2 separate regions of the Homo sapiens genome follow, and region 2 is linked to region 1. The links are chromatin loops, found by intact Hi-C in ENCODE. Cell type or tissue: ascending aorta. All regions are shown on one strand. Links, peaks and the distances in the headings refer to the core of each region. The heading gives the core; the rest is flanking DNA. Region 1 overlaps PDGFRB (platelet derived growth factor receptor beta). Region 2 overlaps CDX1 (caudal type homeobox 1).

What was found. A loop is a pair of places that touch in the nucleus more often than their neighbours do. Peaks named below come from ENCODE experiments on the same cell type or tissue, not always from the same donor. Only the 100,000 strongest peaks of a DNase experiment are listed, where the experiment ranks them.
Region 2: it touches region 1 in a loop (4-fold over the local background); 13 of 110 quality-filtered maps call a loop at or near these places.

The regions. Positions count from the first base shown.
Region 1 is chr5:150,124,644-150,139,536 of GRCh38, reverse strand. PDGFRB (platelet derived growth factor receptor beta) reads left to right here. Exons shown (of 23, transcript NM_002609.4): 2 at 2,484-2,529; 3 at 3,659-3,982; 4 at 4,521-4,787; 5 at 5,529-5,656; 6 at 5,777-5,951; 7 at 6,595-6,787; 8 at 7,443-7,558; 9 at 8,875-8,998; 10 at 9,569-9,780; 11 at 12,923-13,017; 12 at 13,960-14,092; 13 at 14,706-14,810. The coding sequence starts at 2,490. Among named protein-coding and RNA genes, the nearest start is that of PDGFRB, 24 kb to the left of the region's middle. RefSeq lists enhancers at 1,436-1,947, 2,458-2,969, 7,157-7,326, 8,999-9,609, 11,246-11,747 and 2 more. In ascending aorta, for the core only: a CTCF peak has its summit at 9,409; DNase peaks (open chromatin) are centred at 6,523, 7,006 and 9,416; H3K27ac peaks cover 6,163 bases.
Region 2 is chr5:150,169,507-150,184,399 of GRCh38, reverse strand. CDX1 (caudal type homeobox 1) reads right to left here. Exons shown (of 3, transcript NM_001804.3): 2 at 1,487-1,632; 3 at 1-926. The coding sequence ends at 720. Among named protein-coding and RNA genes, the nearest start is that of CDX1, 10 kb to the right of the region's middle. In ascending aorta, for the core only: no CTCF peak of the experiment used is centred there; DNase peaks (open chromatin) are centred at 3,679, 3,989 and 7,200; H3K4me3 peaks cover 843 bases; H3K27ac peaks cover 6,599 bases.

The sequences.
Region 1 (14,893 bases), core at 5,684-13,683:
GCCCCCTCCTGCTTACTAGCCCCCACCTCCTCAAAACACCCCGGTAAGATTCGTGGTGACTAGAATCTTCTCTTTGGCCTGTCAGAAAGGCAGAGCTTCACCATAGGGACAGCTCTTTGAGATGACACCTGCCAACCTCTCTATATGGATGGGGACGCAGAGTTCAGAGAGGCTGGAGACTCGCTCAGTCTCACAGTGGGTCCCAGGGTGCTTATGAGGGGAGCTGATTGCTCTATTCATAGTAAAGCCAGTCCGAGATCCCTGGGGTGCCTACAACCTCCCTACGGCATCCACACTGCCTGCCTGTCCTCTCCCCACAGCTTGAATCTGCCTTTTTGCTGTGTGACTGGGGCATGCTTCTGTCCTTCTCTGGGCCTCTGCTGCCCATTCAAAAAGCATACCTCCTAGCTCAGAGTCTCTAAGCCACCCCCAGCCCCAGGCCCAGCAGAAGAGAGCCTGAAGGGGAGAGGATGGAGTGCCACATGGGAGGAGGGTCGGGGGCTGCATGCCATGAAGGCCCAGCCCACATAGCCAGCCCAGCCTTCCAGAGCCAGGCCAGCCCCGCTGCAGTGACCTCCCTTCTCCTGGCCAGCCGGCCAAATTCCTCCTTTAGAATAATAAACAGTGTGGCCAGCCAGGGAGACTGGGAGAGGAGGGGCAGGGAAGCTGAAGTGACCCCCTCCCCCAGCCTCTGCTAATGATTTTCTTTGGCTGAGATCTCTAGCAGGAAGGGGGCAGCCAGAGGGGCACCGACGGAGGGGCAGATGGGCCTCTGTGGGGGCTGCTGGCTCCGCCTTGGCGCTGCTCCCTCCTGACCAAGGAGGCCTGGCATCCAGCTGGAGGGGCTGGGGCAGAGGAATGGTGGGGAGCAGAGGCTGGAGGGGGCGTCAGAAGGGCTGGGCTTTGAGTCAGGAGCAGTTCAGAGAGGGGAGAGGAAGAAACGAGGAGACCTTCAGGCAGGCAGTCTGAAAGGGAGGAGGGAGGAGAAGAGCTGATTTGCTCAGACTGTTTCTTGGGGTGTTGGGAAGAGCTAAGATTGGGGGTCCATAGGCGGGAGGAGCCTTGCCTATGTCCCACCCCTGACATGTGAATGCAGCCCTGGTAGGTGAGGTACTCACCATCATCCACTTCCAGAGCTGGGGACTTAGGCCACAGGGAGAGCGATGGCACAAGAGGTGGCATGCTGGGGCCTGAACCCGGTCTGCAGACCTAAACTGAAAACTAAAAGGGGTGAGATGGGGAGGTAGGGGCAAGCTGGGCATGGCCTTCAGAGGCAGGCCAGGCTGGGCAGCCCCACAGCCAGAGGAGGCTCCTTGTTGCCTCATCATGCCGTCACCTCCCAAAGCTCATGCTCTGCGACCCCTGTCCTCTGGCGTCCTTCCTGCCAATGCTGCAGGCAGACTCTTGGCATACTTGGCTCCTGGTGGTCTCTTGGGACCTGAGGTGTGTCTTCCAAGATAGAGGAGAGCAAGGGCCACCCCATTCAGTCTGTCTCTGTCTTTGTCCTTGCTTCTGTCTCTGTCTTTGTCCTTGCTTCTGTCTCTGTCTTTGTCCTTGCTTCTGTCTCTGTCTTTGTCCTTGCTTCTGTCTCTTAGTGCCTCTGGTGCTGTCTCTCTGGGCACCTCCTCTCTGTCTCTGTGTCTTTGTCTCTTTCTACTTCTATCATTCCAGGTCTCTTTCTCTCTGTCTCCCTCTCAGACAGGCTCTGCTGTGGAATCTTGGGTAAACTTCTCACCTTCTCAGAGCCTCAGTTTCCCCATCTGCACCCTGGGGGTGGGGGTGGGGGGAGCCTGGCTTCACTGGTCTCCAAGGACCTGTGAGGCCTGGCTGCTCGATGGGACCTCTCCTGGGCCCAGCCCCTAGCCGCTGTCCCCTGGGCCTCCCTGTATGCTCTGGGCTGAGTAAAGGTGTCCAGGCCCACCTCCCACATTCCACAGCCCCGGCTCCCCGGCTTCCCTTCCCACAGCCCACAGCCTCCTCCATTTCCTGTTGTGCTTGTGGAGCTGCGGGAGTTCTCTGGGTTCTGGCCTCCCCCCTCCTCCTCCCATCCCTTTCATCACACTTTCCCAAATATTTGTCCTGGCAGATAAGAGCCTGGTATTGGAACTGTCACCCGGAGGACAGGCTGTCAGAGCTGGTAGGCTACTGGATACCATCCAGCCCAACTTCCCCTCCCTCACTGTACAGACAGGGAAACTAAGGCACAGAGAGAGTCTGGGGACGCAGCCGAGGCCACGTGAGAGTCACAAGCAGAGCCAAAGCAAAGGCCAGGACCCCAAGGCTAAGTCCGGGATGGAGAGGAGACAGCCTGTGGTCATGAGTGCCCTTTCAGGCTTGGGACGTGGTGGCTTTTGACTTCAGCCCCTCGGACATGAAGGCTGGGTGGCCCAAGCTGGGGCTCATTCTGCAGGAGCCAGGTGGTGAGATAGCCCCTGTCGCTGCCTCCACCTGCCCTGGGCCCTGACTCCTGTTTAACTCTGCAGGACACCATGCGGCTTCCGGGTGCGATGCCAGCTCTGGCCCTCAAAGGTGGGTAGATGGGAGATAAGGTAGGGGACCCGGGGGGCTGCGGAGTGGAACCCTGGAGCTGGCAGGGGTGATGTGTGCTGGTGGCAGGGCGTGAAGCACCAGGCACACTGCCCTGCCCTTCAGCTTTAGTTTTCAGGATTTCCAGTGGGCTCTGTGGAGGCCTCCAGCTGCCAGCCCTTCAGCTCAGAAAGCGTCAGTGGGCCCCTGCTTGTCCAGAACCATCAGCTCAAATCCTTTGATTGGCCCTCCAGACCCCATCCCACCTTCTGGCCCACACCCCTGGCCTCCTATCCTCGGTCTGGTGGATCTGTGGCACTCGGCTTGGACCCCTCATTGGCTGGGAGCTTCCAGGTCCCTGCTGGGCTTCTCAGCACACCCCACCCCTCACTCCTGCCCGTTAACATGTCTTCAGCTCTGCAGGGGCTGAGCGACTGACCCAGCAATTAATGACCAGCCAGCAGCCTGCCCGGCAGCTGGCCATAAGATGGACTGGCTGCCTGACCGCCCACCTCCCCTCCTGATCTGTATCACCAGGGGGCATGGAGGGCGTGGCCTGAAAAATCCTTCTCCAGGGGATGTCGTGGAGGGGGACCAATCACTTGACACACACACACCCCCAACCCCAGTTCCCTCCAGCCCAAAAGGGCCTCAGCATCTTTTCTGGCCCCCCTCTGAGCTACCTAAGCCCCTCCCTCCCATCTCTCTCCCACCCAGAGCCACCTCTGGGCCTTGGGCAGAACCTGGGCAGTCGGGGGAGGGGGCAGAGAGCTGTAGGGAAGAGGCTCAGAAAGTGACCTGGGAAGCAATGCAGGAACTGGAGGCCAGGGAATTGCTTCCCGAGGATTTCCTGGCCCCTTCTGGTGCCTACTGCCTACACATGGCACTGCTGAAGGACTCAGAGGCTGGGGTCTAACGGGACTGACAGAGGCAGTCCAGAGGAATCCCTGGGGCCTTGGAGCTGGGCGAGCGGTCCTCAGAGCCATGGCTGGAGAGCCCCAGTCTGTCGGATAAAGGAGCTGTGCTCCTCAAGGACCTGAGGGCTGTGCATACGTGGCCTCCTCGCAGGCTCAGCCTTGGGAGAGGTGCTGAAGCCCCTGTTTCCTGATGTCTGATACCTCCTCTCCCAAAGGCGAGCTGCTGTTGCTGTCTCTCCTGTTACTTCTGGAACCACAGATCTCTCAGGGCCTGGTCGTCACACCCCCGGGGCCAGAGCTTGTCCTCAATGTCTCCAGCACCTTCGTTCTGACCTGCTCGGGTTCAGCTCCGGTGGTGTGGGAACGGATGTCCCAGGAGCCCCCACAGGAAATGGCCAAGGCCCAGGATGGCACCTTCTCCAGCGTGCTCACACTGACCAACCTCACTGGGCTAGACACGGGAGAATACTTTTGCACCCACAATGACTCCCGTGGACTGGAGACCGATGAGCGGAAACGGCTCTACATCTTTGTGCCAGGTAAGGGCTCCCAGCCTGTGTGCCCACTCCTTACCCCTCTTGTCAACTGGAGGCATCAGGGGAAGTCCAGAGAGTGCTTTAGTTTATTGTGAAATGCAGCCATCCTAGAAAAGCAGACAATCATGGAACCAGCCTGGCTCAGTCGGGGAGTGTGTTCGCACCCACTCCTTGGTCTGGGTGATCTGCCTGCTCCCTGCCAGTCACCCTATTCCTGCCTCCCAAGAACTCTATATTCTCAGCTGCTTCCAATCTGCTCCCTCTTGACCCCACATCCCTTCTTCCCCATTCTCCAAGCTCCAGATATCAGCTGCATTTCAACTTGTGACTTGCCTTCTTTCTTACCCTGGCACTGTCAATATCAAACATTAGAGCTGGAAGGGACCAGCTCTAACATTTGATTTATGCTCTTCTGGGAGCATCCCTATTCTGTAACGGGGAGACAGAGGGCCAGAGATGGCAAATGACTTGCCACACAGCAATTCAGGGGATGGCCAGAAACCCAGTTCCCCTGATTTATTCACGGCTCCACTCCTGGCAGATCCCACCGTGGGCTTCCTCCCTAATGATGCCGAGGAACTATTCATCTTTCTCACGGAAATAACTGAGATCACCATTCCATGCCGAGTAACAGACCCACAGCTGGTGGTGACACTGCACGAGAAGAAAGGGGACGTTGCACTGCCTGTCCCCTATGATCACCAACGTGGCTTTTCTGGTATCTTTGAGGACAGAAGCTACATCTGCAAAACCACCATTGGGGACAGGGAGGTGGATTCTGATGCCTACTATGTCTACAGACTCCAGGGTGAGCCCCCTTTCTGGCCTGATGCTCAGCAGAGGCAAGTATAACCCTCCACAGAGGAATAGCCCTTTACAGTTTACAAAGTGTGGGACTCCACTTCCCAGTGGATTCTCACCACAGCCTTCGAAGGAAGATAGTGTTTTCCCCATGTTACAGAAGAGGGAAACTCAGGCGCAGAGAGAGGATGGAGCTTGTCCCCTGTCGCAGAATTCGATAGTGGCAGAGCTGGCCTGTGCAACATGGTCGGTGAGGGCACAAGCTTCAGAGCCAGCTGGGTCGAAATCCCAGCTTTGCTATTTCCTGTCTGAGTGACTTTACACAAAGCACATAATCTCTCTGAGCCTGCTTCCCCTCTTGTAACGTGGGGATAACAATGGCTGCCTACCTCATAGGATCAATTGTGAAGATTAAATAAAAGATGGAGAGTACCTGGCACATGTTATGTGCTCAATACATTTCTCCTGTACATAGATCTCCAGAGGGTACTTTGATTTCCAGACTGTTATCCCTTCTAGAACGTCAGCTCCATAAGAACAGAGATTTTGTCCACTTTGTTCACTACTGTTGCTCCAGTGTCCAGAATAGTACTTGGCATGTAGTAGGTATTCAGTAAATATTTGTTGAATGAATGAATCTTCTACATCAGTCATCCTTTCCCTCTCTAGCCCCCTACCCTATCCCCAAGCTGAAGTGCTAGTGGCTGGTGGTGACTTCCCCAGACCTAAGCCAATCTCTCTCTACCAGTGTCATCCATCAACGTCTCTGTGAACGCAGTGCAGACTGTGGTCCGCCAGGGTGAGAACATCACCCTCATGTGCATTGTGATCGGGAATGAGGTGGTCAACTTCGAGTGGACATACCCCCGCAAAGAAGTAATGTGGGGCCAGGCAGGGGTCGGAGGAGGGGCCAGGAACGGGTGGATATCTGGCTTGCAGGCTGATTTCTCCCCGGCCCCTCCTGATTTGGGGGGCCTGCCCAACCTGTTGCTGCAGAGTGGGCGGCTGGTGGAGCCGGTGACTGACTTCCTCTTGGATATGCCTTACCACATCCGCTCCATCCTGCACATCCCCAGTGCCGAGTTAGAAGACTCGGGGACCTACACCTGCAATGTGACGGAGAGTGTGAATGACCATCAGGATGAAAAGGCCATCAACATCACCGTGGTTGGTGTGTGCCTTGGGCTCAGCCCAATCCCCAATTCCTTCAACGCTCCCCACCCTCACCCACTTTGCTGGGTGCAGAGTGATGGTGAGAGTTGCATTTTTGATACAGTGATCAGGGCTGAGCTGGACCCAGTGCCTGTCACAGCCCCGGGGTATAGTCAGCCACACTCCAGTGCAGCCCTAGCTAGCCTCTGTGCCAACCAAAACCCCAATTCCAGGATAAACCCCAAACCAAAATGTAGTGTCAGCCCCAAATCCAACCCTATCTCAACCTAGACTTTCTGACTAGCCAGAGCCCCAGCCCCAACCTGACTTCCAAGCCCAACTGCCATCCCAGGTCCGGGAAGCCCCATCCCCAAATTCAACCTTATCACTAGTCCCAGCATCAGCCACAGTACTGACCCAGAACAGAGAACTGTTAGTACAACTCTGTTCCCAACCTGGGAGCTGGCCCCAGCATCCATATTAGCCCCAAATTCGGCCCCTTCTCCAGGCCCTGTCCCCAGCCCAATTTCAACCTCAGCTCCGGAAACTCCATGGCTGGCACGGTCCCCAGGCCTGAAGCCCCACCCCACAGGCTGGCCTCCTTTGGGATTCAGTTGGTGCCCTGCCCCCAGGGCCCCGCCCCTGACGGTCACCCCTTGCAGAGAGCGGCTACGTGCGGCTCCTGGGAGAGGTGGGCACACTACAATTTGCTGAGCTGCATCGGAGCCGGACACTGCAGGTAGTGTTCGAGGCCTACCCACCGCCCACTGTCCTGTGGTTCAAAGACAACCGCACCCTGGGCGACTCCAGCGCTGGCGAAATCGCCCTGTCCACGCGCAACGTGTCGGAGACCCGGTGAGCAGCTCGCTCTCCCATCCCATTCTTGAAGTTATTTTTCTTTGCAGCCGCCAGGCAGCCCTCGGCTTTCAGCCACAAACCTAGGCCCAGCTTTCTGAGAGCATATTAGGTGCCAGGTGCTGGGGATGCTGCAGCGACCAGAGCTGACAGTTCATCCCTCCTAGAGTTTCTAGTCTAGTGGAGGAAACAGTCGCCGGTCAGATGATCACCCAGATGTTTAGTTGTCCTTGTGATGGGTGGGGCCAGCAGTAGCAGCCAAGAAGTAAACGGGCAGATGACTGGGGAAGAGGGTGCCAGGCAGGCCACTCATGGCCTGTGGTATCCCTGAGGCTGGAGATTTGCTGGCTGACAGAGACTGTGGTAGGTTAGGATGGAGCAGTGTCCACCTTTCTGAAGGGGAGAGAAATAGGACTTTCCTTCAATGCTCCCCACCCCCACCCACAGTTCATCTCAACCCTCCCTCTTGGCCTAGGGGAACTGCCTGTGGGTGAGGATTTACGAGACCTGGTTTGAGTCCCGGCTCTGCTACCAATGCCGAGATGACCTTGGCAAGCCCTTCCCCTCCCTGGGCCTTGTTCCTCTTTATACCAGGAGGGTGGGGAGAACTGTAAGAGTCCTTCCGACTCTGACAGCTGCCTTTCCTGCTCCCCAGGTATGTGTCAGAGCTGACACTGGTTCGCGTGAAGGTGGCAGAGGCTGGCCACTACACCATGCGGGCCTTCCATGAGGATGCTGAGGTCCAGCTCTCCTTCCAGCTACAGATCAATGGTGATGAGCACGCCCCTCGCCATGTCCCTGCTCCTTCCCCTCCCTGCCCCCGTTCCCTCTCCCTTCCTGCACTGTCCACCCACCCATGGGAGGAGTGGGAGAGGGAGCCTGGAACTCAGGAGATGGATTCTAGGCCACTGACCCACTGCCGTGTGAACCTGGCCTCTGGGCCTCAGTTTCCCCAGCTGTATAAGGAGGCCATCTGGCTAGATTGGTGTTTCCAAAACTTCAGGCACTTAGGTACCAAGGCCATGATTTTCCCTTCTCACATTCCACTTATACTGTACTATTAACTCGATAGGTATTTATTGAGCAACTACCATATGCCTGTCTCTTCAAGGTTCTTGAACTTCCCTCCCTGCCTTTGTGCAGCTTGCATCCAAGTAGGGGAAGACAAACACTAACAGTAGGGAGGAAAACCCCAGCAAATTACATAGGTTAGAAGGTAACTAACACTGCGGGAGAGGAAAAACAGGGGCCGGGTAGGGAAGGTTGAGAGTGCTGGGCACAGAGTGATGGTGTGAGTTGCATTTTTGATACAGTGATCAGGGCTGAGGAAGTGACATTTGCATGAAGACCTGAAGAAGGTGAGGACATTAGCTTAGTGGATATTTGGGGAAAGGGTACCTCGGGCAGTGCAAAGGCCAGAGCAATCACTGAAAGGCTTGTGTGGTTGGAACAGGGCTGTTGGGGAGAGTGGTGGGAGATGAAGTCAGAACGGGGATAGGGCAGTGGGGGCTGGGAGAAGGGCAAATCGCATAGGTCTTTGTGGGCCTGGTGCAGACTTTGGCTTTTACTATGACCGAAATGAAGAGCCATGGCAGGGTTTTGAGCAGAGAAATGACATGATAATGACTTAATGTTTTGTTAATTGACTTTCTAAAAACAAATTTATTTTGAAAGACAAAATGTAACCTCTCTATTGTAGGTGGAAAATCGGCATCACATGTCATAAATATAAAGCAACCACTAAAATAAACTCAGAGAAGACCAAACAATGCTATTAAATGCTGGCTTCATGAGCTTGGTGGCCCAGGGTTCTGAGCTTGAGGCCTAGCCTCCCTTTGTTAAAAGGGAAGATTAGCAAGTCTCAGAGAGGTGTTAAAGACAGACTAGCACCCTGCTGAGGCGTTCCCTTTGAAGTACCCAGAAGGGAACCCATCGGTTTTCACACTGATTCCTGGTATTTAATGTTCACCTGCAGTCTACAGCCCTCCTCCCCCAAGAGAGTCTCTGGGCCAGGTCCTCCCCTGAGGACCTGTCCTGTTAACTGTCCTGACCCTCCCGCCTCCTAACTCAGTGCTCTCTCCATGCAGTCCCTGTCCGAGTGCTGGAGCTAAGTGAGAGCCACCCTGACAGTGGGGAACAGACAGTCCGCTGTCGTGGCCGGGGCATGCCCCAGCCGAACATCATCTGGTCTGCCTGCAGAGACCTCAAAAGGTGAGCAGACCTGGGCCTCAGTCTCCCAGTGTCCCCAGCTGGCTAGAAAAAGCTCGTGAAGGTTATCTAGTCCCGCCCGTTCTTCTTGGCATATTGTTCCGGGCATAGAGTTGCATCCTAGGAGGCCAGGTCACCACCTCCTTGGTCCTACTCTGTATGACCTAAATGGTCCCTTTTCCTTACCTTTACCCCTGGGCAGTTTGGCCTAGCAAAGTGCAGGGTCTGAGCCCCAGAGACCTCACCCGCCCTGTAGATCAGTTCTGCACTCCTGGCCAGGTCGATTCTAATGCAGTGGACAGAGGCAGGATTCAGTGCAGGTTCTGCCTCTACCCCATACGCCGTGTGACCCCGTGGGTCAAATAAGAATGGATTTTGCAATCCACGTTGTCAGTTCTGGGATGGGAGCACCCCCTGCTGACCAGTAGAGGGAGCACAGGAGGAGCCCGCTCGGAAACAGGCAGTGGGACATAGGAACTGGACACGTCCTGCCTCCTTCCACCAGTTTCTCCTCAGTTTCCCTGTCTGCAAGGGGAAGGGGCTGGCAGCCAACCCTACCGGCTCTCCTGGCAGGTGTCCACGTGAGCTGCCGCCCACGCTGCTGGGGAACAGTTCCGAAGAGGAGAGCCAGCTGGAGACTAACGTGACGTACTGGGAGGAGGAGCAGGAGTTTGAGGTGGTGAGCACACTGCGTCTGCAGCACGTGGATCGGCCACTGTCGGTGCGCTGCACGCTGCGCAACGCTGTGGGCCAGGACACGCAGGAGGTCATCGTGGTGCCACACTGTGAGTCCCCAGCCTCAGTGGCCCCTGACGATCCCAATCCCTACCTTAATCCTGCCTAATTGGTAATGTGCCCATGTACCCACAGCAGGCCAAAGGAGTTAGCATGCCCAGGGGCAAACAGGAGCATTGTGAAACCCTGTTGTGTACATGCATAGGAACACATTCTGGCAAACACAATATGGGTACACACGTGTACAAACACAAGTCTGTAAGCCATGGATATGAATATCCTTCAGTGTGGTGTACATATACTATATGTATGTCGTAAGCCATGTACATGAGCATGCCTGTTCCTTGAACATAGGTGCAAATCCTCTGTGTGTAGATATGTAAATCGTCTACTGAAGAATGCCCAATCTCCAGTCACTCCTGTAAAGCTAGAGTGTATGTGTATAAGCATACACCTGTGCACTATGCCTGTCCATGTATGTAAACCCACCACGTGTTTGTAAGCCATGTACATGAGCATGCCTAATTCCCAGACATCTGTTTAAACCCCACAGTGTATGTCTGTATGCATGTACCGGTGGGTACACAATTCCTGTACATGTGTACAAGCAATGCATGTACAATTCCTTTGCATGCATGCAAACTGGCATAGTGCATGTCTGTAAGCATATAATTGGAGCACACCTTTCTAGAAAAGTGTACAAGCATAATTCCCGTACACATGTGCCTGCTGTACAATGTACATCTGTTAGCAGGTACACATACACGTGTAATTTCTGTGCGTATGAACAATGCCTACCAGTGTCTTGATGCTTTTGTGTATCTAGCTGCCCGTCCTTATGCATACATGCACCTGTATGAGTGTGCTTCATTTATTCACCTTTCTTCTTCATTCGATAAATATGAGGACCCAACTTCTCATTGAAGTATAAAGGTCAAAGGGCTCAGCCCTGCCTGGACCTCCTAGTACCCATAGTCCAGAGAGAGAAGGCAGACAAGGAACTTGGCAATTCCCTCCGGGATCACCACATTAGGGGCAAAGCCTGGAGGGAGAAGGGGTCCCATGCCCAGCTATGGGATTCAGGAAAGTATTCTAGAAAAGGAACCTTTAGGTGAAAACCTGAAAAATGACTAGAAGTTAGCCTGGTAAGGAATGGTGTCCCACTCAGAGGGAATGGCCTGTGTAAAAGCCCAGAGGCAAAATGAGTTCCTAGAAATGAAAAGAGTTCAACTCAATCTGGCTGGAGGATCGAGTGTGTGGATACTTAGGGGCTGGAAGGGTGGCAGATAAAGGGGAAGGAAGTGCTATGGGATGGAGCTACAGGGGTCGGCAGATCTAGAGCAGGCAGGGCTCCAAAGGCCATGTGAGGCATCTTGGTCTCTGTGTATGCAGGTCCCTGGGCATGTTCAGGCACGTGCCTGTCTAGAGCTGCCTCCTGTCCCCTGCCCTGTGGTGGATGGGTGGGCTTCTTTCATCCCCTCATTTCACCCATGCTCCCACACATGCATACACATTCTCTGAGCAAGTGGGTATCTGGGCAGACAGTGTGGACAGCCTGAGTGGAAGACCAGCTCTGAGCCAAGGCAGATGTGACACTTTTGTGTGACTAAAGCCTGAGCGGGAAGCTGAGCACCAGCACACAGGGCCTAGGATGGCTGCAAGAGGGCTCCTTCATGCCTCCAGCGATGGCTGCCTAGAAGATGCAGGCTTCCTTCCCAGGACCGAGATGTGTGATGAGCGGGAGGAGGGAGGAGAAGAGGGATGTTGGTCTGGGACCCTGAGGAGGAAGGCATGGCGAGGATAGGTAAGGGTAAGGGAGAATGGATAAGGGGTGAGAGACGAAGTTGGAGAGGGAAGCAGAGGTAGAGTCATGAAGCCTCTGCCTTATGTGCCATTTTAGGAGTTTGGCCTTTTTCCTTTACTGATAACATGGGGAAGCATCCAAAGTTTTTTTTTTTTTTTTTTTTTTTTTTAAGATGGAGTCTGGCTCTGTTGCCCAGGCTGGAGTGCAGTGGTGTGATCTCGGCTCACTGCAAGCTCTGCCTCCCGGGTTCAAACAATTCTCCTGCCTCAGCCTCCCAAATAGCTGGGATGACAGCAGTCCACCACCACGCCCAGCTATTTTTTGTATTTTTAGTAGAAATGGGATTTCACCATATTGGCCAGGCCGGTCTTGAACTCCTGACCTCGTGATCCGCCCACCTTGGCCTCCCAAAGTGCTGGGATTACAGGCATGAGCCACTGCACCCAGCCTCCATCCAAAGATTTTAAGCATAACAATGGCATTCACTTAGTAATTCAACAAATAGTACCAGCTACCTACCATGTGCCAGGTGTGGTTTTAGGGACTGAGGTTATAGCAATGGATGGGGAGGAGGAGGTGGGACAGGACTCCCTAGGGAGCAAAGAAGCATAGATTGGGGACAGAAGAGGAGGGAATGAGTTCCATAGGACCTCATGGGTGGCCAGCAGGGCAGGGCAGGGGAGAGGCAGGTCTGGCGGGGCTGGATGAGGAGAGTGGGAAGCTGTACAGCGAAGAGGCTGAGGCCTTGAGGGTGGAGGAGACTCGAGGCTTGTAAGGGCCAGTGTGAGCCCCACTTTGTTAACTACCGTCACCACTCCAACCCCAACTGGGCCCTTTGGGTGAAGTGGGGAGAAGTGGCCTCCGTGCTGAGGTCTGGATTCATCAGGCTGGGGGTCTCAGCCATTGCTCCCTCAGTGGCCACTCACTCAGTCCACCGGCCACTCGGTCAGGCATGGAGCTTGGAGTCTGACCGAGCTGTGGCAGCCCCAGCAAGGGTGTGGACTCAGAGGAGAGGTAAGCCACAACCCAGCCCTCAGGGGCTCCAGGGCTAATGGGAGGTCCAGGCAATGGACAGGAACTCAGAACAGGATTTGCACCCCGTCCAGAGCTCTGGCAGCAAGGCCAGACTGACTGGCAGGGCTGAAGGGACGTGGAGGCCAGCAGTGATCTGAGTGGGGGTAGTTACTGAGGGGATGGAGTATTTACAGGACAGTCTGAACGTGTGGCCTAGAGCGAGATGCTGAGGGTCTGACACTGCAGGCTGATGGGGAGGTGGGCGCTTCTATTCTGGACAGGATGTGTACGGAGGGATCTATGATGCCAAAGATGGGGTGAGGGGAGGGTAGCTGCCCAGTTTGCTCATGGCCTGCTCTCATCTCTGCCTCCAGCCTTGCCCTTTAAGGTGGTGGTGATCTCAGCCATCCTGGCCCTGGTGGTGCTCACCATCATCTCCCTTATCATCCTCATCATGCTTTGGCAGAAGGTAAGCCCCTCCCTGGCCCAGTGGGTGAAGACTGGCACATCATTATTTTGCATAAATTCCACCCCTCTGCCCTCCTTGAATGCTGCGTGATCTGGCCACATGCAGGGCTCAGCATGGAACTCAGGTGGGGACTTGTGACGCTGGCTGTCTCAGCTTCCTCCACCCCCAGCAGTCTGGGCCAACCTGAGCCTGGCCCGAGCTATCCAGGATTCCCTTCCCCTACTGTGTCATTAAGTCCCCGGGTCCTGCTGAGACACCATTCCTCTCATCCTAGCCATGGAGCATGGGACCTTTGAGGTGGACTGCATGGGCTCCAGGATTCTTCCAGGTCTCACCCATGGAGAACCTGTGATTCTACTGAAATGCATTCTGATCCTATTAGTCTGTAATTTCAGTGTTCTGCTTTGAGATTTTACCATTCTGTGATTCCAACATTTTAAGCTTCCTGAATCAGGATTACAGCACCTCATGATCCCATCTTTCTAAAATTCCAGTCCTGTGGTTCCAACACCTTAAGATGTCAACATTCTAAGCTTACATCTTTCTGACTTGCCCAGCACTGGGGAGGGCCATCCGCATCCAGCCGAGTACCCTACCTGGTGTCACTTTCTGGGGTCACCTGCTCTACTACTTCCATCTGAGGAGCAGCGAAGGCTGGGAGAGAAGCTAGAGAGGAGGTTCTCATGAGCCAGGCCCTCAGCTGCCAGTTGCTCCTCAGTCTGCCAAGTCCTGAAGCCTCCTCTGGGGCCCCTTGGTCCCTGTTCCCTCCGAGCCCACGAAGACCTTGGCTCAGTTGAGCACTTGCTGTGTGACTTCAAATATGCCCCTGCCCCTCTCTGGGCCTCAGGGTCTCCTGCCCCATGTGTCCTAGACGGACGAACCTAATGGGGCTCAGGGCCTGAGACTCCCTCTGATAACTAATTCCTGGGGTTGGTCCTCCAGAAGCCACGTTACGAGATCCGATGGAAGGTGATTGAGTCTGTGAGCTCTGACGGCCATGAGTACATCTACGTGGACCCCATGCAGCTGCCCTATGACTCCACGTGGGAGCTGCCGCGGGACCAGCTTGTGCTGGGTCAGTCCTGAGAGGCCTCATGTGGCAGTGTGGGGACTCAAGTTGGGTGGGAAGACTCTCTGAGGTCTGGTCCCAGCCTTGCCATGACTAGCTATGAGACCTAGGGCTGGTGTCTTGCCTTCTCTGGCCCTCCATCTCCTACTATGTACAATGAGAGCAAGACCATCCCCCAGGAACTGCCTAGCATTGAGGTTCTATGATCCTGTGACCCTGTGAGACGGGATCCCTATGTGGCAAAAGTGGAAGGATTGAGGACAGGCTGAGTAGCAGGCCTGGTCTGGCTGGGGAAGCTGAGGAGGTACAGAGAAGCGTGCTCCCTTGGGAGGGAAGAAACTTTCCAGAGATTAAAGATGGGGCAGAAAGCAGGCAGGACTTAGATGAGATACCAGGAAAGACAGGGAGGTATTGTGGTTGCAGGAGTGTGTTTAGGGAATATCCTGAGTCCAAGGTGGTTTAAGTAATGTCTAGGTTGACCTAAGAGAGTGGCTCTTTCCCCTCACTGGGCAGGAAGGGTGATAGCGGCCGGGGGTAGGGGAGTGGGGGGAGGGGGGCAGCTGGGGGAGCGGTGCAGCTTCCTGGTAGGCCAGGAGCTAATGGATCATCTCTGCACCAGGACGCACCCTCGGCTCTGGGGCCTTTGGGCAGGTGGTGGAGGCCACGGCTCATGGCCTGAGCCATTCTCAGGCCACGATGAAAGTGGCCGTCAAGATGCTTAAATGTGAGTAGTCCTTGGAGCCCTCCACATCTGGGCCTTCACCTCTCCCTGCCCCTCCCCACACACTTAGCCTCTCCCAGGGTGGC
Region 2 (14,893 bases), core at 1-8,000, 51 kb before region 1:
GTCCTCTGGGGGCTCCCTGGGCCCTGATGGGCAGCCTGGCGGGGGTGTAGAAACCTGGTAGGGAAGACTCTGCCCCCTTCTCTCCTCCCAGGGCCTCCCTCTCAATCCAGAGCCCTCACTGAGAATGATCATGAGGGCTGTGATTCTGTAACCCAGTGGAGCAGCCATCAGAGCCCAGTGCTATGGGCTTTGTGCTTAGTATCCAGCCTGGGAAGGGCTCAGTGCCCTTATGATGGGGGCAGGTAGAAGTGAGGCTGCAGGAAGAGGCAGGTGTGAGTTGACCACGTTCCTCCCTCCTCAGGTCATGCTCTGCAAGCATTCCATCTTTTTCAGCTCCATCCCTTTTCTCCAGGATCAGTGTGGTCCCCACAGCAGCCTCCAGCTGCACCTCTGAACGTATGGAGGAGGAGGTGGGGCCTGGAGCCTTGTCTAGGCCCCTCCCCCAACCATTTGGGGCTTGAGATGCCCACGGGAGATTGAGATCATCCACCCTGGACTCCCTTATCCCCCAGAGGTCTAGAACACAGGAGCTGGAAGGTCTTTATCCAACAGGCTTACTGCACAGATGGGCCAAGGGGATGCAGAGGGTGGATAGGTGACTGTCCACCATGTCCCAGAAGGTCAGGGCTGAGACTCGGACCAGACCTCCTGGGCCCACAGGAGCCACACTCCCAGCACCCGAGTCCCCAGGTCCCCCGGCGCACAGGCTGGGCATGGGGCTATGGCAGAAACTCCTCTTTCACAGGCATTGGAGAGGAGGTGGCCAGGAGGCTGGTGTTGCTGGGACACAGGCCCCCCAGGGATGGCCCGGCTGGGGTGGCCGTGATGTCGTGGGCCATCGGCGGCTGTGGGGGCTGTTGCTGCTGCTGTTTCTTCTTGTTCACTTTGCGCTCCTTTGCCCGCCGGTTTTGGAACCAGATCTTCACCTGTGGGGTTGGAGGACAGAGATGGAGTGGGCAGCAGGGAGAGAGTGAAAGAGAGAGTGCAAGAAGGAGAGACGAGGACAGTGAGCCCCTATTTCTCCATGTGGCTTTGTGGCTTATCTCCTCTCCAGCCTCCCAGACCACATGGACCCTGAATTCATTCTCCCCCTCTAGACATTGCACCCCTACCCTGGAGATGCCCTTCTTTGTAACCTTCCCCCTCTCCATCTTCCCAGGCCACACTTCTTCCAGGAAGCCTTCCTTGTTATCCCTGTGACTGCTCCCCTAATGTAAATAGCACGTGCACCTCCTACAGCACTAATAATAGCCTGCTGTAGCCTGTGGCTAATCAGATCCCCTTACCCCTGCCTTTGGGGGCAAGGATACTGGGTTTTGTTAAGGGAGGGTGCTGGTAGCACCTCAGTTTCTGCTGTGCTGTGTGACAATGGCCTGGAGACTCAACCTCTCTGTTTTCCTTCTACTGAGCTCTGTACTCTGCCTGGCAGCCTGGAGACCAGAGTCCTCGCACTGCTCCTATGGCTGAGATAGGAAGACAGACACACCTGCCGTTCAGTGAGCCCCAGATTGGCAGCCAGCTCTGATTTCCGCCGGATTGTGATGTAACGGCTGTAATGAAACTCCTTCTCCAGCTCCAGGCGTTGGTGGTCGGTGTAGACCACGCGGTACTTGTCCTTGGTCCGAGTCTTACCTGAGAAGCAGAAGGAGCCGGGAAGGAAGGTGAGTTGAGAGGAGGAGGCTACAAAAAAGGCCCAGGCAGGACCCCCAGGAGGAAGACAATCCAGGCTCCCTGAAGTAGGACCCTGAGGTGGGGAGAGACATACACTCCAGGTTCAAGGGAAACAGTCATTTCCCAGACTCAGACCCACAGACTCACAGTCTGGGAGGCAAGTACTCCTCCCATGCCCATCAGGGAGGCAGTGAGGTAGGCAAAACAACCAGCTCAGGGTTACACAGCAGGCTGCTGACGGAGCTGCAGCTTCAGCCCAGGTCTCCTGACCCAGAGCCCTATTCTGAAGGCCAGCTCCAACAACTTTAAACCAGCAGCTTCCAGATGTGGCTGCACAGCAGCCATTCTCCAGGAGCTTGTGAAGAACACAGGTTCTGGGCATCCCTGACCAGTTAGTCAGAAAGCCTGGGGGTGGAATCTGCATTTTTAACAAACTCTCCACTCTGTGGTCAGATATCAGATAGGTTTGAATGCTGGAGACACGGAGGGGATATCGGGCAGGCAAGGGTGATCAAGACTAATGAGATGGCAGCTGCTCCTTCCTCCTGTGCAAGAGAAGAGAGAAGGGAAGAGCCACCACAGGTAGAGGTGGAAGCAGAAAGAATCTGGAACTGTCCCAGGTGTGGGCTCCCTAGTTCTTGCCGAATGCCTGGGGATGGCCTCAACATCAGACAGGGAGGACTGGGGCTGCTGCTGGACCCCTAGGACCTGCCAGTTACCTCAAAGGCTCTGGCTCACGATACCAAGCCCTGAGCTGGGCCTGCACCAGAGGCCGGAGGCTGGTCTGCCCAAGCCGTCCACACATCCCCCTGTGTCCAGGCACCGGGCAGGAGAGATGCAGCTCATCCCACAGATCCTCACTGAGCTCCTGCTGTGAGCCAAGCTCTGGGCTACAGCACTGAGCAAAATAAAACCCCTGCCCTCGTGATGCTTAGCTTCTAGGGGAGGGAGATGATGAAAAGAAAAATAAACATAAAATATTTGATACACTAGTTGATAAGTGTTTCAGAAGAAAAGGAGGCAGGGAAGGAGGACTGGGAATTTAGGGAGGAGGTGGTCTGTGATTTTAAATAGAATGGGCCGTGAAGGCCTTGCTGAAAAGGGGAATTTCAGCAAAGGTGTAAAGGAGGTACAGGAAAGAGTCATGTAGGGCCAGGCGCGGTGGCTCACACCTGTAATCCCAGCACTTTATGGGAGGCTGAGGGAGGTGGATCACGTGAGGTCAGGGGTTCAAGACCAGCCTGGCCAACATGGTGAAACCTCATCTCTACTAAAAAATACAAAAATTAGCCGGGCGTGGTGGCATACATCTGTAATCCCAGCTACCCAGGAGGCTGAGGCGGGAAAACAGGAGAATTGCTTGAACCTGGGAGGTGGAGGTTGTGGTGAGCCAGGATTACACCACTGCATTCTAGCCTGGGTGATCGAGTGAGACTCCGTCTCAAGAAAAATAAACAAAAAAAAGAGTCATGCAGACATCTGGGGAGAGGCTTCTAGGCAGAGGGAACAGCAAGTGCAAAGGCCCCGAGGTGGGGCATGCCTGCTGTCTGCCTGCTGTCTGACAGTGAGGAGCTGTGAGGAAGCTGGTGGAGCTGAGGTGCAGTGAGAAGGGGGACGGGACAGGAGACAAGGGGAGGGACTCTGGGTTTTCCTCTGTCTGGGACAGGAGCCATTGCAGGATTCTGAGCAGAGGAGACATGAAGTCTGATGTAGGTTTTAATATTACTCTGGCTACTGCATGGAGAACAGATTTGCAAGAGGAAGGGGAAGTGCAGGGAGAGCTGCCGTAACCCAGGAGAGAGGGCGGTGCCTTGGCTTCTTTATGAGGCTCAGCCTGGGGCCCAGAGCTGGATTTGAGGACCAGCTGAGGTTAATGTCAGGACTTTCTTTGGGACTGGGATCAGAGGTCTGTCTGGAGAGAATACTAAGAGTCATGCTTGGCCTGGGCTTGTGTGGGGCCTGGCTAAGCACCAGTTTCCTTTATAAGAAGCTGAGCACGTGGCTATAAATAGGAGGCGCACGCAAGCACTTCCAGACCCGCACACGCTCCCACCAGGGCATGGCGGGTCTCTGAAAGACCATCAACCCCTCCCGCCTCTCGCAAGTGTCCCCACCACAGCCCAGCCTTCATCTTCTTGGGTTTCAGCCCTGGCCCTGCCTGTCCCTCAGCACCCCTGTACTAACCACTCACCCGCCCCCATTCTGACGCCTGTCCCCCTCCACCAAGCCCACGCAGCTTGGCAGGACAGCCACTGGGCTCTCCGTGAGCCAAATGGCTTTGTGGAGAATGGGAGGCAGCAGATGTTCCTGGGCAGCTTTTCCCTGGGTTTCCTGCCAGAGCAGAGGAACCACACTGGACGCTTCCATGTCCACTGACCTCAGTCCGCTGCCCAGCATAGCACGGGATAGCCTCGGACTTCAGCCAGGTTTGGCCCCAGGAAAGGGATAAGGGAGTGGCTGCCCAGGCCTTGGCTCCAGATTGGGCCCCTCCTTGGCCTAGAAAATGCAACGCCGGCTCAAAAACAGTTCTGCCTAATGCCACCAGCACTGGAGGCCAACATGGCTCTGAATCCACAGACCCATTGGGTTCACTGGGCTAAAGCTGGAAGCGGTTGTGAGAGTTTAGTCTCCTCGCACTTTACTGAGGAAGAGATCGGGGTTCACAATGGTTGCATGGCAGCTGGAGGGCCAAAGAAGAGGCCTGGTGAGCCCTTCCAGTCCTACCTCCCTGTGTAGTCAGGGTCACTGAGGCCCAGGCAGGCACGGGCCTGCCCAAGGCCATGCCCCATGCCCTAGAGCTCTTGCTGCCTCTCCAGGGTACAATTCCGCATGCTGCCAAATTTAGGGCCCACTGAGCCTGCCATGGAGCCCCCAAAGTGTTGGTAACAGAAGCTTAAATAGCAGACCACCCCTCCATTGCTACTTCTGGGAAAGGAGAGCCCAGACCATGGTGAGGGAAGGCTACTGAGAGCCCCAGGCTGGGGGCCCTTAAAATGCCCAGAGGACTCACAGCCACCCCCAGGAGGACAGGCCTGAGGTAGGGCATGAGGCTCCCTGCCCACCCAGACCTTCGCCTAGGGATGACAGGCAGTGGTCCTGAAGGTGCTTTTTCCTTAGAGTCCTAGCACCCACTCCTGCCTCTTCTGACGAGCAAGCCCAGACCCATGAGAGCCATTTCATAGGTGGGGGGAAATGGGCTCAGAAAGGGCACTTGCAGAGGGCTGTCCTGACTGGTCATGGTATGAACCAGGACTCAGGTTTCTGACCTCAGGCCCAGCTCTTCCACAAGGGAGGGGGTCAGGAGTGAGACCAGATGGAGATAGGGTTTAGCTGCACAATTACTCCTCTCTCTCCTGGCAAGGCTGCCAGTGAAGACCTGGCCCACAGGCCTTGTCACTCCTCTCTGGGCTCTGGAGAGGAGCTGGTGGGCTCAGGAACCCATTGGCCAACTTCTCTCTGGTGGAGCTGCTTGAAACACACAATTTTCGTGCAAGAAAATGGCTCTGCCAAAGAACAAAATGTTTGCTATCACACCGTGTGGCTCAGAAACCAGGGAATCCCATATGCTGTTCCAGGAGTGAGAACTGAAACATCCTCCTTAGCGCCCAACTTGGCGATATCTAGCCTCATTTAACAGGCACATACCCTTTGACCGAAGAATCCCACTTCCAGTAACTGATCCGACCAAGAGCTGCCCAAAGCTCCATCTGTTTCTGATAACACAAGACAAAAAACAATGTACACGTGTACAAGCAGGGAGCTGGTGAGAGAAGGGATGGTGCATTCGTGGAGAGGAGCATTATGCAGTCATTAAAAAGAAATTTCAAAACCCCATATATCCCAGTATGGAACAATTTCTAAGACGTGTGAAAAAAAAAGCAAGACAGAATAGTGTAAATAGTATGTTACCATTTGTGTATAAAAATGGGGGAGACACACACATACCCAAACATAGTTCTTTCTGAAAGAATATACAAGAAGCCAGTAATAGGGGCTGCCTCTGGAGAGGGCACTGGAGGTTGGAAAGCCACAGGTAGGAGGGAGACTTTGGGTTTTTTAAATCTTTATCAAGTGTATGTGTTAATTTGTATTTTTAATGACAGCCCCAGGAGCCCTGGGCTCCAGTCCCAGCTCTGGGCTGGAACTCCCAACTGCCCCAAGATACCTCTGGAGCCTGGGAAGGAGCGGGCAGGGAGGTGTGTGAGAGCAGTGGGGTGGGGAGAGGGCTGGGGATGAATTATTTACAGGCCCCTGGGACGCTGGAGCTAAGGGGGAAGTCCAGGCTCCTATAACAGGTGTCTGCTGAGGGGCGGGCCACTCCCAGCCACCTAATAAGTAATCCTCTGGGCCAGATGCCAGTGTGAATGGGTGGGAGGGAGAATGGGGAGCCCCCTCAGCTCTTCAGGGGTGAGCACAGAGGGGAAGAGCCTTGGGTAACTCACCGAAATGGGAGGCTTTCTCTCTCCAGTTTTGGGATGCGCAGAATGTCCCATCCATGTGGATTAGGCCACCATGAGAGGTAGCAAACTCCCGTCCCCTAATGCATGCACGGTACAGGCCAATGGCTCCCAGTGCCTGACCAGCAGCCTTGGAACTGCCTGGGAAGCTTTTTCACAGTGCAGATTCTGGCCCCAGAAATTCAAATTTAGTGGCGCTAGAATGGGTCTCAAAATTTGGTACTTGAATAGTTTTCCAGGTGACCCTAACGTGTGGTTGGTTGGGCTTTAGCTCCATAATTACTCCTCTCTGTCCTGGCAAGGCTGCCGGTGAAGACCTGGCCCACAGACCTTGTCACCCTTCTCTGGGCTCTGGAGAGGGGCTGTGGAGCCCAACAGAGGTACACTCTGTGACTCCAGAGGTGTCTCGGGGCAGTCAGGAGTTCCAGCCCAGAGCTCCTGGATGTCATTAAAACTAAACCTCTGGGGTTGTGGAGTGCAGCTGCTCACTGGCTGGGTAACCTAGGACAGTCTCCCCACCTCTCTGAGCCTCATTTTCTGTATTTGTAAAATGGGGAAAATTAATATTCTAATAATAGCCAACACATCCATGTGCTGGGCCCTTTGTATACATCTCTCAATGACCCGTGGAGTTGGGCAACTATCACTCTATTTTACAGATGAGAAAACTCAGGGTCAGAGAGGACCACGCATCAGGCAGGTGGGATTCAAAACCAGGTCTATCTGGCCTCAGAAACAGCAGTAGAACCTATCAATCAAATGGTACAAGGTTTCTTGTAGTTCTCTCCAACCCTGCGGCATACAGGGGCTCACTTGAGATAGATGGACAATGTCTAGCATGCAGGAGGTGCATGGGGAAGGGCAGATCTTACTCATTTCCAACAGTTGTGGGATGACCATCTGGCAGGAATGCCAGGGAATGGATCTGTGCAATGGGCGGTCTGCTAGAAATGACCGTTTACTTATAAGGTCCCTTCCAACTTGGAAACGTGAACCTCCCAATGTTTGTTGATTCTCTGATTGTGTTTGTTATTGTAGCTGAAAGAATTCTAAGACCAATTTCAGTCTGAGAGTCTAGACACTGGGCCTGCCCGGGGGGAGGATGGGGACAGGAGCCACAGTGGCCTGCAGTGGGGGCTCCCCATCCAGCCTGGGCCAGGCAAGGACAGAGTGTGGCCTCTGCTCCAGCACAATCAAATGGCCCCTAGGTCAGCACTTCCTTTGCCCTCTTCCTGCCGGGTGTGTGGCCCTGGTGGATGACCAGCTTTGGCCCCCCAAGGCCTGGACCACAAATCCAGCTCTGAAAACCTTTGTGACTCCTCCCTGGGTGGTCCAGCCCCAGCTGGCTGTGCTTCAAGATCCTAACCCCAACACACACATGCAAACAGGCATGCACGTCTGTACACACAAGGGCTTGCTGAAAATGCAGATTCCCAGGCCCCACTCCAGATCTACCACATCCTAATTTCTCTGTCATCTTTAACGAGGCCCCTGTGGATTCTAAACCACCAGCTAAAGTCAGTGGGTCCTGGTCCCAGTTCCATGCCATCTGTGTGGCCTAGAATTAGTTCCTCCTCTCCTCTGGGCATTGGTTTAGCCTGTGCACCAGTCCAAGTGCCCTCGAGACTCTGCAGTTTTGAGCCCTTTGTGCAGCTTTGAGCCTTCCCTTAAAGATCAGACCTCCTGGCCCCCCCTGCCACCTTGCTGCCTGCCACCCCAGGCAACCCCCACAGGGAGCACCTGCCCCACACGCCCTCCAGCCAAGTCCCTCAGAGACCCACACTGCATGCAGCAACAGGCGATGGGGAGCTCACCCGTGTCTGTGATGCCAGCCTAGGAATGACAAACGAAGGGCATAGGGCTTTTGGCAGGAGGGGGCTCAGGGGAGGTGGGAATAGGGTAGCCATAGAATGCTACTGCAAAGAGCCCCCTTTTCCAAGATAAGGAAGCAAGTCCAGAGAGCTTATAGGTCACTTGCTGTGGATGACTGCAAGGCCAATAGGCAAAGGAAAGGGTGGGAAAGAGGGGCTCAGGAGGACTGATCTCACCCCAGATAATACTTGTAGGAGCGCTGCAAGGGTGGCAGGCTGTGGGCCAGCTCAGAGGTGGTGGCACTTCTGGTGAGGGGCCTAAATTGTAGCAGCGTCACACTCTACTGAGGTTTGGGAAAGGCTGGGTGTTTGGGGCGAGCTTCTAGACCTTGCCTGGTGGCAGAGACCTGGACTGTGGTCCAGCCTGGTCATCTTAGTTGAAGGACTTGACAAGTGACTGAATTTCCCTGGGCTTTCCTTCCCCTGCCTGGGGAACAGAATGGCTGTGAGAGCAGTCTGGAAAGGGTAAAAAGCTATGGAGACAAAAAGGAGAAAACAGCTATTTGCAGAAGTGAGCATGTTGGTGGAGTCCCTCGTGAGAGAGAGGAATGTCGCCTAATGGGGAGCCATAGGGCCAAGAACACACTGACCTGGGAGTGGGGAGATCTGGCCGGCCCACCAGCTGGACATGTGATCCCTTATTTGGGCCTGTTTCCCCATCTGTACCACCAGGGGGAGGGCTCTCCACTGTGCCCTAACCTCACCAGCTCTACAATGGATGGATACCCTTCCTGGGACATCAGGCTTTCTGCCTGACCCACAGTTGGGTCCTTGTCTTGGCTGATCTGGCAGTCCCCGGCTGCTAATATCATGGTTCCTCACTCAAGCCCTGAGCAGGGATGAAGCTGGCATGGGAGCGGGGAAAGGGGGACAATGGCCAGGCCAGCCATTTTGGGAGTCCTACAGCCTTAGCCAGATTCTCCTCCCCACTGTCACCCTCCTTCCTAGTTAGAGTTCTTCATCATCTCTGCACCCTCCTCCTCCAGGGCCACCTTTGCATCATCTGCTGCCCTATCTTCTTCATCAAGGTCCACAATCTGACCCAGCTTTGGGAGGTAACAAAGAGGAAGGGACTTTAGAGTCAGACAGAGACCGGTGGCTCTCCCCCAGTCTGGCCATGTGCCAGTGGTATGTCCCCAGGCAAGTTGCTGGACCTCTTTGAGTTTCAGTTTATTTATCTTTAAAATGAAGACATGAATACTTTCTTTATATGGTAGTTATGGAGACCAAAGTAATAACCTACTTAACAAAGTACTTATTAATAAAAACTATGATGATGATGATGATACTACAGAGACAAAGAAGCTGAAAGAGGCAGGAGAGAGGCCAGGCGAGGTGGCTCATGCCTGTAATCCCAGCACTTTGGGAGGCTGAGGTGGGTGGATCACCTGAGGTCAGGAGTTCGAGACCAGCCTGACCAACATGATGAAACTCTGTCTCTACTAAAAATACAATAATTAGCTGGGCGTGGTGGCGTGTGCCTGTAATCCCAGCTACTCTGGAGGCTGAGGCAGGAGAATCGCTTGAATCCAGGAGGCGGACGTTGCAGTGAGCCGAGATTGCGCCATTGCAGTCCAGCCTGGGCGACAAGAGCAAAACTCCATCTCAGGAAAAAAAAAAAAAAGGCAGGAGAGATTCCTCAATGCAAGAACAAGGAGCTTATGCAGAATGGATTTCCATTCTGGGAACTCTTGAGAGAGATTTTTCTGCACTGTCCAATATGACAGCAACTAGCCACATTAATTAAATAAAATATAAAATTCTGTTTCTCAGTCACACTAGCTGTATTTCAAGTGTTCAACAGCCATGTGCAGCTGGTGGCTGCCTACTGGACAGCACAGATACAGAGCATTTCCATCCTGGCGGAAAGTCCTACTGGACAAACGCTGCTAGATCAAACTCCTACCAGGGTCCGGACGCCCACACTGCAGCACACGCCTACTAGCTGCAAAGCAGCCAGTTCTTGCATCTGCCACCCATTTATATCCTTCCTGAGTTTTTCCACAGGGGCACCCTGAGCCCAAGACAGCCATTTAAGATTTACAAACAGCAACTGCATCCCTTCAGGTCTTCTCTGAGGCCGAAGAACTTGAGGCCTCTCTGAACTGTTTCCTGGTGGAGTTTCCAGGCCACTGCCCCCCTGGCCATCTTCCACTAGACTAGTCTGAGAGTGAAGCCCTTGCTACTCCACTGTAGGTGTGGCTCCCGAAGTCTCACGTTCGAGGTGGGGCTGCAGTGAGGGGCTCTGCCTCCAGCCCCTTCCTACCCCTAGCTGGCTGTGTGACCTTGGTGAAGACCCTCCCCTTAGGCCTTGGCTCCCTGAATGCTCTTTGAGGGTAGGGCCATGCCATTTAGCTCACCAGCACCTATCACGTGCCTGACACACACAGTGAGTACTTGATGAATCCTTGGTGAATACATAAAACAAACCTGCTACTTCCTCTGCTTCTTTAACTCAATAAACAGCACCTCCATCCTCCAGCCATTCAGATCAAAAGCCAAGGTGGCACCTCTCAGTCCTGTCTCCCTTGCTCCCCAAGTCCACTCCAGCAGCTGGTGGCTCAGCCTCCAAAGCACAGCCTTCTGTCCATCTCCATTGCTCCTAAAGCTTAGTCCAGCCACTCATTTGATGGAGAAGAAATGTGCTGTTCCGGGGACAGAAATCTTGCATTTGAAAAAATGCTGAACACACTGAGCACCCAATAGATGCTGGTTCGCATTATGATTACCATAATAACTGCTTAGTACTTATTTGATAAATAGTTCATTATCTCCTTCATGGCAGGGGAGGTAGATTAAAAACAAACAAATGAAATAATGACAAACTGGGATTAGCAGCAGGAAGGAAAGTGAGCAATGAGCTAAACCGACTGGTGAGGTGAGGGGAAGAACGCTACTTTACTTAGCTGGGGGAGGTCTCCAGGAACAGGCCACATTTAAGCCAAGACCTGAGGTTGAGAAGGAGGCTTCCATGTCATGAACAGGGAAAGACATTCCAGGGAGAGTGAGCAGTAGGTACAAAGGCCCCCAGGCAGGGAGGAGCAGAGTGAGGGCAGAGAGGGCAGCTCTCTGCATGCAGGTGGACCCGTCTGCCTTGTTCAGGCCATCATCTCCAATGCCTAGGAGCAAGTTCAGGACAGAAGACACTCACTCAGAGAATATTACTGCTTGCCTGCTTGAATGAATGAATGAATGAGAGAGGCACAAGATGGGGCTGGAGAGGCCAGCAGATTCTGTAGGAGAGGGATATGGATTTGGTTTCAAGAACAAAAGGAAGCCATGGGAGGGTGTGGAGCCTAGCTTGCTCCCTCTTTCTGTTGATGGGGGGGATCCATGTGGGGTGCCCCCACAAGCCTGAGGGGTGAGCGTGGCATGGGGAGGGTCTGGCATGCTAACATGGTGACGGCCTTGACTCCAGATGTGAATGTTGTTTCCATATCCCAGGAGCTCCAACACAAAAACCTGAGAGGCCGGCCCATTAAGATAACTTCCTATGGACACACCAGACCCTGCTGCTAACAAACCATTTTGGACCTTCACAATGATTCCCCAAGCTCTGAGCAGCAATATCTGCCAAAGCAGCAGGGAGAAAACACCCAACCAAAAAAAAGCCTTCTGCCACCTTCTAACTGGGTCATTCCCTTTCCCAGCTATATCTGAGCGATGAGGTGTCAAATGTAGCTTCTGCCTGGAGAATCGGTTCTAAACAGCCAGGCCCCTGCTGGGCCCCCTCCTCCCCCAGCCTCTTACAGTACATCCCCTGCCTGGCCTCCTTTCCCCCCAACCTGGCTGGGATGCCCATGGGGAAGGGGGGGTCTCAGGCTCCCCTTCGTGAGTGTGTCTTTATTTCACAGACGATTGCTGGGCTGTAGACTGGGTGTAAACACTGTGCTGCCATGTCCTAGCTGTATGAGCTTGGGCAGGCCACCTTACCCTCTCTGAGCCTCATTATCCTGATCTATAAAATGAGTATACTAGATCCTTACACCACTCAGGGCTATCATGAGACTTAAGTGAGATCACCCATGCAAAGTTATTGGCACAGTGCCTGGCACACAGTAAAGATTTAGCCAATGCCACAGTTATTTGCTTTATCACGAGCTCTTACTATGTGCAAGACAGGGTGAGGATGGGACTGATTAGGACTGGTCCTTGAGGGACTACAGATGGTCAGTGGCAGGGATAAACAAGACAATGAAAGTAGACAGGCAGTGGTAAGTGTCATGAAAACAAGGGCCTGATACAGTGCTTGGGAGGAGGAATCAGGGAGGGCTTCCTACAGGAGACAGCCTCGGAGAAGGAGCAGCATTTGAGCTGGTGAAGATGCAGGAGAGGGAAGGGAGGGCAATGCAGGCCGAGGGACCAGACTAGAGAGGCTGGGAGTGTGAGGTGTGTGCTCCAGTGCACCTGCTGAGGACTGGTAGAGGTGGTCACAGGCACCGATGCCCTAAGCACCTACTGTGTGCCAGCGGCAGGGCGGTGCTTTACAGGCATCTCTTCTGAGATGCAATCCTATTATTATCCTGTTACAGCAGAAGCAGCCCAGGCTCCGAGAAATGATCCAAATTAACTTGTCCGAAGCTATACAGCTTCTTATGGAAATGCAATCCCAGCTCTGAGACTCCCAAGCCCTGGCTCTTAACTTGCCTTATCTAGGCAAAGTAGCAGGAGAATGGCTTCAATAGATGGTTGAGGCCAGTTCTCAAGAAGGCTCTGATTGCCATAGAAATGGAGCTGGATTTTACAACAAAGAAATGGCATAAAAGGCCGGACACGGTGGCTCACGCCTGTAATCCCAGCACTTGGGGAGGCCGAGGCGGGCGGATCACGAGGTCAGGAGATCGAGACCATCCTGGCTAACACGGTGAAACCCCGTCTCTACTAAAAATACAAAAAAATTAGCCGGGCATGACAGCGTGCGCTTGTAGTCCCAGCTGCTGGGGAAGCTGAGGCAGCAGAATGGCGTGAACCTGGGAGGCGGAGCTTGCAGTGAGCCGAGATCGCACCACTGTACTCCAGCGTGGGTGACATAGCAAGATTCTGTCTCAAAAAAAAGAAAAAAGAAATGGCATAAAATGAAATGGCAATTCCATGTCAGTAGGGAGCCACAGAATGCTCTTGAGCAGGGCATGTGCCTTGAGAAGGTAAATATGGCAATGGTTTTAGAAGATAGCTGGAGCAGTACAGAAAGGCTGAAGGTGAGACAGCAGGTTGGTGGCTGTGGCAATGGGCCAAGGGAGAGGACCTGCAATGTGGGGGGAGGGGAGGATTCATATCCTTCATGGGCCTCAGTTTCCCCATCTGAAAGTTGACAGGGTTGGACCAAGATCTAAACCTTGCTCCCACAGTCTCATCCACGTGAACATCTCCCCAGTCCTGAGACCTCAGCCACCCCAATGGGCCATTAACCTGTGGAGCAGCTTTATTCAAAGGAATTGGAGGCTGAGCCTTCCACGGAAGGATGATGCGTAACCATCCTAATGAAAATGATGATATTTAAAACCCTCCTCATGAAAATGCAAAGAGAAAAGGAAAAAAAAAGAACGTCTTGTAGTCATTTCCTATCCTGGCCTCAGTCAAATGATGCTGATCACTCATAACTGATTAATATTGTCTTTTGGAATCGGAGACTGATTGAAGCCCAACAGCCTCTCTCTCATCTTTCCCATTGTCACTGCCCCCTCCTTAGAAGAAACTGAAGTCTTAGTCCCAGCCTCAGCAACCCCACTTCCCCAGGTGAGTTGGGGTACCATCCAAGTGGAGAGACAGAGGCAGCCAGGTTTCCATTGACCTGAACTGCTTGGCTTGACAGTCACAGGTCCCAATCCTAGGGCTGGGACCTCAGAAACCTGTGTGAAAGCCAAGATCTCACCCACTCCCCTGTTCCCCAGAGATGCCTTTTGTCCCTCACACTTGCCCTGTTCATTCACTCAACAAAATATATTGAGCACCTACTAAATGCCATGCACTGAGCTGGGTGCCAGGATGCAGTAGTGGGTTAAGCAGACATAGTTCTGGACCTCACGGGAATGGACAACATACAAACAAGTGTAAGGAAGTGAGTAGATTGGAATTAGTGCTCTGAAGGAAACACAGCAAAGATTCGTGATGGGTGTAGTGGGGAGTCCACTTTGGGAAATGATGGAGGGCTTCACAGAGGAGGTGATGATGAAACTAAGATCTGAAGGGTAAGAAGGTTCCACTCTTGCAAAGAATCAGGGGAAAGAGCTTTCCTGGAAGAGAGAACAGCATGTGCACAAGATCTGCAGTAGGACTTGGCAGGTCTGAGGAACTAAAAGAAGTCTGGAATGGCTAGAGCTTGGAAGCCAAGGTGAGAGCAGCCGGGGATGAGGTCAGGGAGGCAGGCAGGTGCAAATGCTGTAGTCTTGTAGACCTCAGGAAGGAATGTGGGGTTTATCCTACATATGATGGGAAACCATAGGAAAATTCTAAACCAATTCTTCTGACATCTAGCCCAGCTCAGCCCCGCTTGTGTGAAACTGGAACATTCTTCACAGTCTCTGTACCTTGGTTCCCTCGTCTACATGTGTGGTCTCTAACTGTCCAGTTTGTCCACTCTCGAATGCTGGAGGCTCAGAAGTGGGGCAAAAGGGGGCTAGCCAGGATTGGTGGCAGGCTGAAGACCTGGTGGCCAGTGCCAGTGGGGATTAGGAGGGCAGTGGCATGCACTGATCCTCCTTCAGCTGTCCTGGACAGCAGCATTGCACAGGAAGCACCCCTGGAAACCCTATGCCTTCATTGCCCAGAAGGAGAAACTGAGGCCAAAGACAGGAGGGGCTTGGCCTCTCTCTCAGGGAGAGTCAACAGTGCCAACCCAATTCTGCCCCCACTTCAGGAGCACTGAATAGACAGTCAGATGCCCTGGGAAGACAG